Linked DNA regions of Homo sapiens: region 2 is linked to region 1. Evidence: chromatin contacts called from ENCODE Hi-C data. All regions are on one chromosome and are shown on one strand. The core of a region is the stretch at or near the end of the contact, and the rest is flanking DNA. Distances in the headings are between cores, read along the strand shown. Region 1 holds the start of AMN1-AS1 (AMN1 antisense RNA 1). Region 2 holds the start of DENND5B-AS1 (DENND5B antisense RNA 1).

Region 1 (4,506 bases), core at 49-2,548:
GCACGATCTCGGCTCACTATAACCTCCTCCGAGTTCAAGCGATTCTCCTGCCTCAGCCTCCTCAGTAGCTGGGATTACAGGCGCCCGCCACCACACCCAGTTTTTTTTTTTTTTTTTTGTATTTTTAGTAGAGACGGGAATTTCACCACGTTGGCCAGGCTGGTCTCAAACTCCTGACCTCGTGATCCGCCCGCCTCGGCCTCCCAAAGTACTAGGATTACAGGTGTGAGCCACCGCGTCTGGCCTTGAGACAGTTCTTATCTCAGACATACAAGCATGAGTTTCCTTCCTTTCTGGTCTCTAGGCTCCAATTTGTCTGGGTCTGACAATAGTTACTTCTCCTGGAATCTGCAACTTTCAGAGCACTTTATGGAAAAAGTCGGCCAACCCCTGCCCTACACTCACTCTTGATCACTCTCCAGTGTAGCCATCCCAAACTATTTGCAGACCACCCTTTTCTCTCTGATCTGTATCCCACCCCCATGGGTGCTTCCATAGAACTAACCCCATCTAAGCATTTAACAGTTATTCTAATTGCCCTTTTACTTGTCTGACCCAAGTGTTCGCCACTCAATCCTCAGCACCCAGCACGATCCCTAGCCCTCGTTCAGCGCTTAATAAATCCATGTTGATTCAATGTGTAGCATCCTGAACAGGCAACAGCAGTGGGTTCCAACTTTCAAGGAGCTTAAAAAAGGAACTCAGCATACAAACAACAGACTAATCTACAAGGAAGAATGAGGGGGGTGGAGGGAGCACTAAAAAGCAGCAAGTACTCTGCAGCAGAACCAAAGATAAAATTCCACCTAAAGGTGCCCTTTCTTCAGGATCCTTCCTAATTTGAATACAGGTTCCCTTCTCCTCCATGACGAAATTCTTAGTGAGGTTACTTGTTGGTACGCAGTGTCCTCATCTGTAAAATAAGGCTAAATAATTACGATTTCACCGGATTATAATGAATATGGTTAAGTATTGAACTAAGGCCTAGAAAGCACGTAGCTCAGTGCACGCTTCCTAGAAAGTGCTCAGTAAACTCGGATCCTCTAACACGCTCCGTTTGATGTTAATGGAGTCCGTATCCGAGCGGGTCTCCAGTGTGCATCGCCAAGGGTATGGCCCAGCATCCAACGCATCCTTTTAGTAAGAGTAGCGACTTCTCAGCGCTCCCTTCGCCCCAGGAGAGTTCTCGGCTCGCGGCGTCGCGGCGGGGCTGCGCGCTGGGCTGAACTCCCAAGAAACCTCCTGCAGCTGAACCGGAGCAGACGCCCGCCAGGTGAAAGAACTACAACTCCCGTCACGTTGCATCCGAGTTTAGGGCCTCTTTATAGTTTATCACACCCAGCCTCTTCCGCGCAGCCCTCAGTGGCTCCGCCCCAAAGGGGGCTCTCTTCTTTCCTTGTGGAGTCCGAAGCGTGGCCACGCCCCGGTCACCGGAAAAATCCGTGTGACGTCACAAAAACCTACGCGTCGCGCGGTGGGCGGGAGTTGGCGGACGGTCCCTGGCTGGGTTCTGGAGGCCCTGGGACCGCGGAAGAGGCTTCAGACGCTGCAGCGATGCCTCGCCCACGGCGGGTCAGTCAGCTCCTGGATCTGTGAGTCTACCCTGTCCCGCCTCCCTTCGCGCCGCCCCAGCACCTCCTCCAAACGGCCAGGCCCTGCGCTGCTCTTCCTCCCCGCCCCTTTCCCACCCCCCCCGCCGACCTCTGAAGAGGCCCCGCGTGTGTTTCTGTCCCTGGGTTCCTGATCTGTCGTTTCCTGGCTGAGGACAGTTGTGCAAAGTGGGTCTCTTGGCGGGCTTGCCCCTCCAACACTCCGCTGCGCGATGAGCGTCCATTCCTCCGTCAGCCTTGACAGCTCGGCGCCCCGGCTGTTACTGGCAGTGGCCTCTCTCTTAGCAGCTAAAAGCCTTGGTAGAAAAAAACACAACGCTAGATGAGGTTCTCAAAAGCTTCTAGCAGAATTCCACCCCTGTAACTGGAATAAACATTGACAGACCCTGGGATAAAGGTAACAAAGTGGTTAAGACCACGGATCCCTGGCTGAGATTGCTGGGTTCAGCCCCCGGCTCTGCCATTCACCAGCCACGTGACCATGGACCGGTAACGTAACCTCTCCCTGTGCCTAGGTTCTTTATCTATAAAATTTTTGTGATAATAGCACCCATCACATGGAGTTGTCCTGAGGGATAAATTTAAAACATGTAAAACCCTTATAAGGATGCCCAGCAAATAATAAACACCACTAAGTGTTATTGTTATTATTATTTCCTACCAGAAATTGTACGGAAATGGAAGTTACAAGGGCAATTGCGTCTCTCCAGGAGCTTTCAGTCCGTTAATATTGCCATGTAAAAAATAGACATCTTAAGGATAAGGAGAACAATCTCCTTAATCTACTGAAGGCTTTCTGAAACAATGGCATCTGATATTTTACATTAAACTTGGGAGGCCGAGGTGGGAGAACTGCTTGAGCTCAGGAGTTCGAGACCAGCCTGGGCAACGTGGCGAAACCCCGCCTCTACTAAAGATACAAAAATTATCTGGGCACGGTGGTTCACGCCTGTAATCCCAGCACTTTGGGAGGCCGAGGCACTTGAGATCAGGAGAGTTGGAGACCAGCCTAGCCAGCACGGCAAAACCGCGGCATGTACTAAAAATACAAAAATTAGCCAGGAGTAGTAGTGGCGCCGGTAGTCCCAGCTACTCTGGAGGCTGAGGCAGGAGAATCGCCTCAACCCAGGAGGCAGAGGTTGCAGTGAGCTGAGATCGCGCCACTGCACGCCTAGGCTGCTAGGCGACAGAGCGAGACTGTCTCAAAAAAATAAAATAAATAACTATAATATATGTAGAATAATATCACAAGCGGGAGAGTAACAAACTTTTGAAATTTCTAATAAGGAAAAGAATAGGAGAAAGCTTTGTCAAGGGGGTTATTTTTGAACATTGGTAGTATCTGACGGTTGCAAATGGGAGGAAATGTATCGTAGAGAGTGAAATAAAAAGAGTAAAGGTTTGACAGGCAGGAAAGGTAGAAATATGAGAGAAGACCAGAAAGTAGCGCTCCAATGTGAATGGAAGATACAATATGAATAGCACAGTAGTGAGACATAAAGCCAGGTCATTGGGAATAGAATCTTAGGGACCAGGATGAAGTAAGAGCATTTCCTCTTTCAGTCATGGGGAGCTATCAAAGGTTTTAGAACTGTACTGTGAGCAGAGAGAGATTTGAATTAGGCAGAAGTTGGAAATAGGGAGACACTTAGAAGACTGTTACAAAATCTTAAGAGGTGAAGAGCCCAAACCAGGAGACACATGAAGATGTTCTTTGCAGAATTATTTCTGGTGGCATGGAGCTGGAATGGGAGAGTTACCATGGAATATTATGCAGCTGTTAGAAAAGCAAAGGGTAGGCCAGGCATGGTGGCTCACACCTGTAATCCCAACATTTTGGGACCCTGAGGAGGGTGGATTGCTTGAGGCCAGGAGTTGGAGACCAGTCTAGGCAACATGGCAAAACCATGTCTCTACCAAAAATAAAAAGTTAGCCAATCTCATAACCTGGTCTCAAAATAAATAAATAAATAGATAAATAAATGAAAGAAAAGCAAAGAGTAGATTCATTTGGATAGAATTTTAAAACACAGTGCTTAGTGAAAAAAAGAGGAAACAGACTAACAATGTTAAGAAAAATTCTTCAGAACTTGGGGCTAAGACAGGGATGACTACATGATCTTCATTGTCATGCTAGAGTGTGGTCCCTAGGTAAAGGTCCATATTTGCCCTTAGAACCTAATTTTGTACCCTTCTGGGACAAGGTACAGTCTGAGACTGGCAGTTGGTCAGCAAGCTATTTCTGGTTTGTAACAAAGTAAGAAGCTTGAGCCAGACTAGTAATTAAGTGTGTCACTAAGCACATTATTTAGTCCAGCTGATGAGGCTTTCTCCATGAAGGAAACAGGGCTTGGTTTATGTTCTTGCATAAACTCCTTATCTCCTCACTGACCAGCACTTTAACACTGCTTTAGAGAATCCTTTGGATCTGGGACATGAATAGTTTTGAATAGAGGGACCGAGGAAAGAGAAGAATTAGAAATTACTCTTTTAGTTGGGGGCCGTGGCTCACGCCTGTAACCCCAGCACTTTGGAAGGCTGAGGCAGGTGGATCACCTGAGGTGGGGAGTTCGAGACTAGTCTGACCAACATGGAGAAACCCTGTCTCTACTAAAAATACAAAATTAGCCGGCCGTGGTGGTGCATGCCTGTAATCCCAGCTCCTTGGGAGGCTGAGGTGGGAGAATCGCTTGAACCTGGGAGGCAGAGGTTGCGGTGAGCCGAGCTTGCACCATTGCACTCCAGTTTGGGCAACAAGAGCGAAACTCCGTCCCCCCAAAAAAAAAAAAAAGAAATTACTCTTTTAGTTTTAGCTTCGTTGACAGGTAGAATGGTGATTAGACTATTATGGAGGAAGAAGTGTCTTACGGGGAAAATGAATCAGAATATCCAGTAG
Region 2 (4,830 bases), core at 574-3,073, 140 kb after region 1:
CTGACCTGGAAAATGTCAGGATAAATGACAGAAGGCGGGGGTTGGTGACTGCACTCCTTCTAGAAGTCTCAACGCTTTGTGGGTATTGAGTTGTGTTTTTTCCCCCTCACGGTTGACTTGTCACTAAGTCACTAAGGATGGCCTGTAAATGGGGTGACGGCTGGGGGAAGGGAGGACCTTAAAGTGAGACAGGCACCCCCACACAGGTCACAGTTTAAAAGACGATGGTTCAGACCGTTATGCGAAATGATCTCAGAGCGGCTGTTCACCTTCCCCAAAGCTGCATTAAAAGAAATAAGGATGGGTGACAACCCCTTTAGAAGACAGACCCCCACACTGAGGCTAGCCCTCTTATCGGCTGGCCAGGGCGAGGAGGGGTGTGTGCAGGGTCGCCCTCGATGCCGCAGCCGGGGCCAGTGGGCACGAATGCGGCCCCACGCCAGGCTTGGCCTCCGAACCCGCTAGGCGCGCGCGCACGGTAGAAGCGCGCGCCTCCGTCCCTCGCGAGCGCGCCCCCCACCCCTCTCCGTCGCACGCGCCGAGCCCCGGCGCCCCCGCCCGCCCCGCGCTCCCACAGCCCGAGCGCCGCTCAGCTGACCCGCGGGCGCCAGACGCGGCGGCTCTCAGCTCGCGAGCGCAGCTGCGGCTGCGAGGGCCTCTCAGGCCGACACTCCCCCCGCGCCCCTCCCCCACCCGGCCGGGCTCCGGACCCGCCGCGCGCGAGCCCGCGGCCGCTTCCCCCGCGCCGAGCGAGGAGGCAGGCTGCGGCGGCGAGAGGCGGCTGCGCGGCCATGGGCGCGCCAGTGTCGCCCTAGGGCGGGCGCACAGACCACAGCCGGAGCGGTGGTGGCAGCCTCCGCAGAAAGCCTTCCCGGGCGGCGGCGGCGGCGGCCCCTGGAGCAGCGCGGCCGGGATGAGCGGGAGCTGCGCGGCGCCCGGCCCGGGCTCGGGCTCCTCCCCGGCCGCCTGCCGCTTCGCGCACTACTTCGTGCTGTGCGGGATCGACGCGGACAGCGGGCTGGAGCCTGACGAGCTGGCGGGTAAGGCCAGGGCTGCGGCGGCGCTGAGCCCCCTCAGGGGCGCGGGGGACGCTGTGGGGACGCGCGGGAGGCGGGGTGCAGGCTCCAGACAAAGTCAGCTCCCGGTGGCGCCCTCCCGCCGCTTTCTGGCCGAACTGGCGCTCGGGCGCGATTTAATGACATTGTTATTTATTCCGCGTGCGGGCTTTGCGGCTGCGCCCACCGGGGCTTTCGCCTCCAGGCGCTGGGTTATTAATAACAGGCGCGGGGGTGGCCCCAAGGGCACGGACCCCGCCTGGCGCGCCGGCCCCTTCGCTTGCAGCCGCACTCGGAGGCGGCCGGTGAGTCACCGGGCGCGCGGGCTGCCCCCCGACCGCCGTGCCTGCCTCCCACCCGCCAGCCACCCGGCCCCGGCCGCGAAGTTTCGGCCCCGCACGTGACGCGGCTTTCGGGCCTCTTCGGGAGACGGGGAGTCGGACTCAGCTCGGCTCCCGCCGGGGTAGCGTCCGCGGAGGAGCCGGTGGCCGTGCGGAGCGAGCGCGGGGCGGGGACCGGTCGGACTCTGCCCTCTGCGCCGCCTGCCGCTCTGCGGTGCCGGCCAAGTCACCTTTTGGAATCCTGTGGATTTGGCCGCGTCTGGGAGCTGGCAGGGACCTTTGGACGCTCGGGACCCAGCACCGCGCTTTGTTGACACTGCCTACACTGTTCCCGAGTTTAAATTCAGTTGGGTGCACCGTGTGTTAGTGCCTGGTTTTCCCGGAGGGGTACCGGTCCTTCCGCTTGACTCATTTGATGGCGCAGTGCGGGGCTGTGCTGGGCAAACGACGCCGTTAAAAGGGGCCGCTAAAGGGCGATGGGCGGGGGCAGGGCAGCGGAGTGCGCAGTGTCGAGAGGAGGCCGGGGAGAAACAACTGATTTCATTTTTCACGCCTGTTCCTTTCTGCTTGCCTCCGCGGGATCTGAATCTTGATTTGTTGTTGTTGTTAAATGGGTGAGAGAAGTGACATCTACCGCCTGAACTTTGTGTTAAAGACTTAGGTCATAGCCTTTCAGAACAACTTCCTTTGGACAAATAATTCCTTATTGATTGCACTAACGTAAATTTTTCGCTTTTCCTTTGGTGGGGGTGGGGAGACTGGGAAGAATATATTAAATAATAAACAATAGTAAACAAAACTGTTCAGCCTTAAAATACAGTCCCCATCAACCCACGTCTTGGCTATCTTCTTCTTAACTCAGCTTCAGAGCAAAACATTTTCTTTTTTTCATATTCTTCGGAGGTAGAAACACAAAACATTTTCAACAAAAACTGTAAGTCTAGTTTTAGTTAAAAAAAAATTTGGAGAGATAATAGAATACCAAGTTTTTCCGTATGTGTAATTATGTAATCACATTGTTTCTTCAACTAAGATTTCATGTACATGTTAAGAATGGCTTTGTTAAAGGATATGAAGAAAAAATGTCTGCAGAGAGATTTGGAGAGATTCTTCTCGAGATTGGTGAAGGAATATTGTTATTTTTCTAGACTCCTTTCTTCCCTAAAGATCCTAAACATTTGTGGCACCAGGGTCACTTGGAGGCCTTCTGTCAGTGATGACTAATGAAAGGAAAAAAGCCTGTATTTTTCTTTTCCGTTTGCCTACTGAAGCTAAAACTGTACCTTTTAGGTGTGACCTAGGACTCTTTAGGCACAGAGAGAATGATGTTAACAAAACCATCAATTAGACTTTAATGCATTTTTAAGAAACAAACTATGATGTCTCTTTTTGCAAAACTGTGTGAGTGTGGGTGATTGGGATTTCTGCTTCTCATAATATTTAATGTATTCAGGTAATAATGTATTTTGCCTTGTAATATTTCAGTATCATTCATCCAACAGTTTTGAAAGCATCTATCTGTAGTCGGTTTTTTAGGCACTGGGGACAGCTGTGAAGAAAGCAGTCAGAAATCCCTGCCATCATGGAGCATACGTTCTAGTGTAAAGAGATAATGAAAATACAATCATCTCTCCGTAACCATGGGGGATGGATTCTAGAGTGTCCCCCACACCAAAATCCTCGGATGCTGAAGTCTCTTATAATAAAATGTTGTAGCATTTGTATATAACCTATGAACATTTTCCTGTACACTTTGTCATCTCTAGATTACTTACAATACCTGTTACGTTGTAATGTTATGTAAATAGTTGTTATACTGTATTGTTTAGGGAATAATGACAAGAAAAGAAGTCTGTACATGTTCAGTACAGATGCAACCATTGTAGGCCTAACTACATTTTCAATCTGTGCTTGGTTGAATCTGTGGATGCGGAGTCCACGTGAAGTGCCGACTGTATATAGTTCTCCAGATGTTAATAAGTGCTATGAGGAAAAATAAAGCAGGGGAGTGGATTTAGGGACATGCCAGCAGAGTGGTGGGATGGTGGGGTTGTGATTTTAAATAAGATGGTTAGGGAAGGCCTCACAGGGAGGGTGACATTTGAACAGAGCCTTGAAGGACATGAGGAAGCAGGCCAGATGGATCACCTGGGGGCACAGCATTGCACGCAGAAGAAACAGCAAGTGCGAAGACCCTGAGTGGGACAGTCACTAGTTTGTGCTGGTAACAGCAAGGAGTCCAGTATGGCTGGAGCTGAGGGAGAGGGAGAGTAGTAGGTAAGATCAAAGAGAAAGGGCAGGGGAGATTGTATAGGGCCTCATGCAGTTTTTAGGCTTTTAACTCTGAGATGGGAAAGTATTGGAAGGTTTTGAGCAGAGTAATGACAAGATCTGATGTGCCTTCTAAAATGACTGTTGTGGCTGCCATGTTGGGTAGACTATATCAGGGCAGGGGTAGAGGCAAGAGACCAGTTAGGGAGCTCTTTCAGTATTTGAGGTGAGAGGCTGGATGCTGTGGCTCACGCCTATAATCCTAGCACTTTGGAAGGCCGAGGCAGGTGGATCACTTGAGGTCAGGAGTTCAAGACCAGCCTGGCCAATATGGTGAAACCACATCTCACCTGAAAATACAAAAAGCTGGGCGTGGTGGCACATGCCTGTAATATCCCAGTTACTCTGGAGGCTGAGGCAGGAGAATCGCTTGAACCCAGGAGGTGGAGGTTGCAGTGAGCTGAGATCGTGCCACTGCACTCCAGCCTGGGCAACAGAGGGAGACTCTGTCTCAAAAAAAAAAAAAAAAAAAAAAAAAAAAAAAAAAAAAAAGGTATTTGTGGTGAGAGAAGTTGTTGGCTTGGTGAAGCAGCAGGAAGGACTCAGATTCTAGATAGATGTTGAAGGTAGGCCCAACGAGATTTGCTGATGATTTATATGAATATGTATGAATTCTATGAATATGGTAGTCATATTCAAAGAAGTGATCAAAGATGACTCCAAGATTTTGGGGCTGAACAATTATAAACTTCTCTCCTGAAATAGGAAGACTGATGGAGAATCAGACTGGAAATCAGTTCAGTTTTGGATGTATTAAGTTTGATGTGTCCATTAGACATTCAAATGGAGATGTCACATAGACAAGACATCTCTTGGGGGAAGATCTGGACTGTAGGTATAAATTTAAAGCCATGAAATTACTTAAGGGTTGAGTATAGATAGAAAAGAGAGGAGGACACGCAAATGATTGAGCCCTGGGGCCATTCTAGCATGCATAGGTGGGGAGGATGAGGAGGAGGAGGCAACCGAGGAGATTAAGGAGTGTGGATAGTGACATGGCAGGAAAACAGGAGAATGTCATATCATGTTCTCAACTAAGAATTTTCTTGACTATTTCCGTAGAGCAACATTTGGGGATCATGAAACTGTGTTAGGCAAATTAG

Evidence for each region. A loop is a pair of places that touch in the nucleus more often than their neighbours do. Pooled maps may share reads with other maps.
Region 2: a map of ascending aorta shows a loop between it and region 1 (7-fold over the local background). The contact joins the promoter of DENND5B-AS1 here to the promoter of AMN1-AS1 in region 1. A Hi-C loop is called at or near these places in 6 of 168 maps with a recorded cell type or tissue (B cell, ascending aorta, cardiac septum and 3 more), 7 of 37 single-sample maps with no recorded cell type and 23 of 50 pooled maps.

Annotation. Positions count from the first base shown.
Region 1 is chr12:31,726,057-31,730,562 of GRCh38, reverse strand. AMN1-AS1 (AMN1 antisense RNA 1) reads right to left here and starts at 1,298. Exons shown (of 1, transcript NR_198987.1): 1 at 1-1,298. AMN1 (antagonist of mitotic exit network 1 homolog) reads left to right here and starts at 1,542. Exons shown (of 7, transcript NM_001113402.2): 1 at 1,542-1,592. The coding sequence starts at 1,555. It overlaps LOC105369722 (a long non-coding RNA gene), which reads right to left. Exons shown (of 3, transcript XR_931497.3): 3 at 1,673-1,906. RefSeq lists enhancers at 1,034-1,233, 629-1,261, 1,274-1,623 and a silencer at 1,674-1,753.
Region 2 is chr12:31,586,916-31,591,745 of GRCh38, reverse strand. It overlaps DENND5B-AS1 (DENND5B antisense RNA 1), which reads right to left and starts at 1,823. Exons shown (of 3, transcript NR_046909.1): 1 at 1,627-1,823. DENND5B (DENN domain containing 5B) reads left to right here and starts at 610. Exons shown (of 21, transcript NM_144973.4): 1 at 610-1,040. The coding sequence starts at 914. RefSeq lists enhancers at 1-29, 2,010-2,089 and silencers at 460-749, 820-1,089, 1,240-1,579.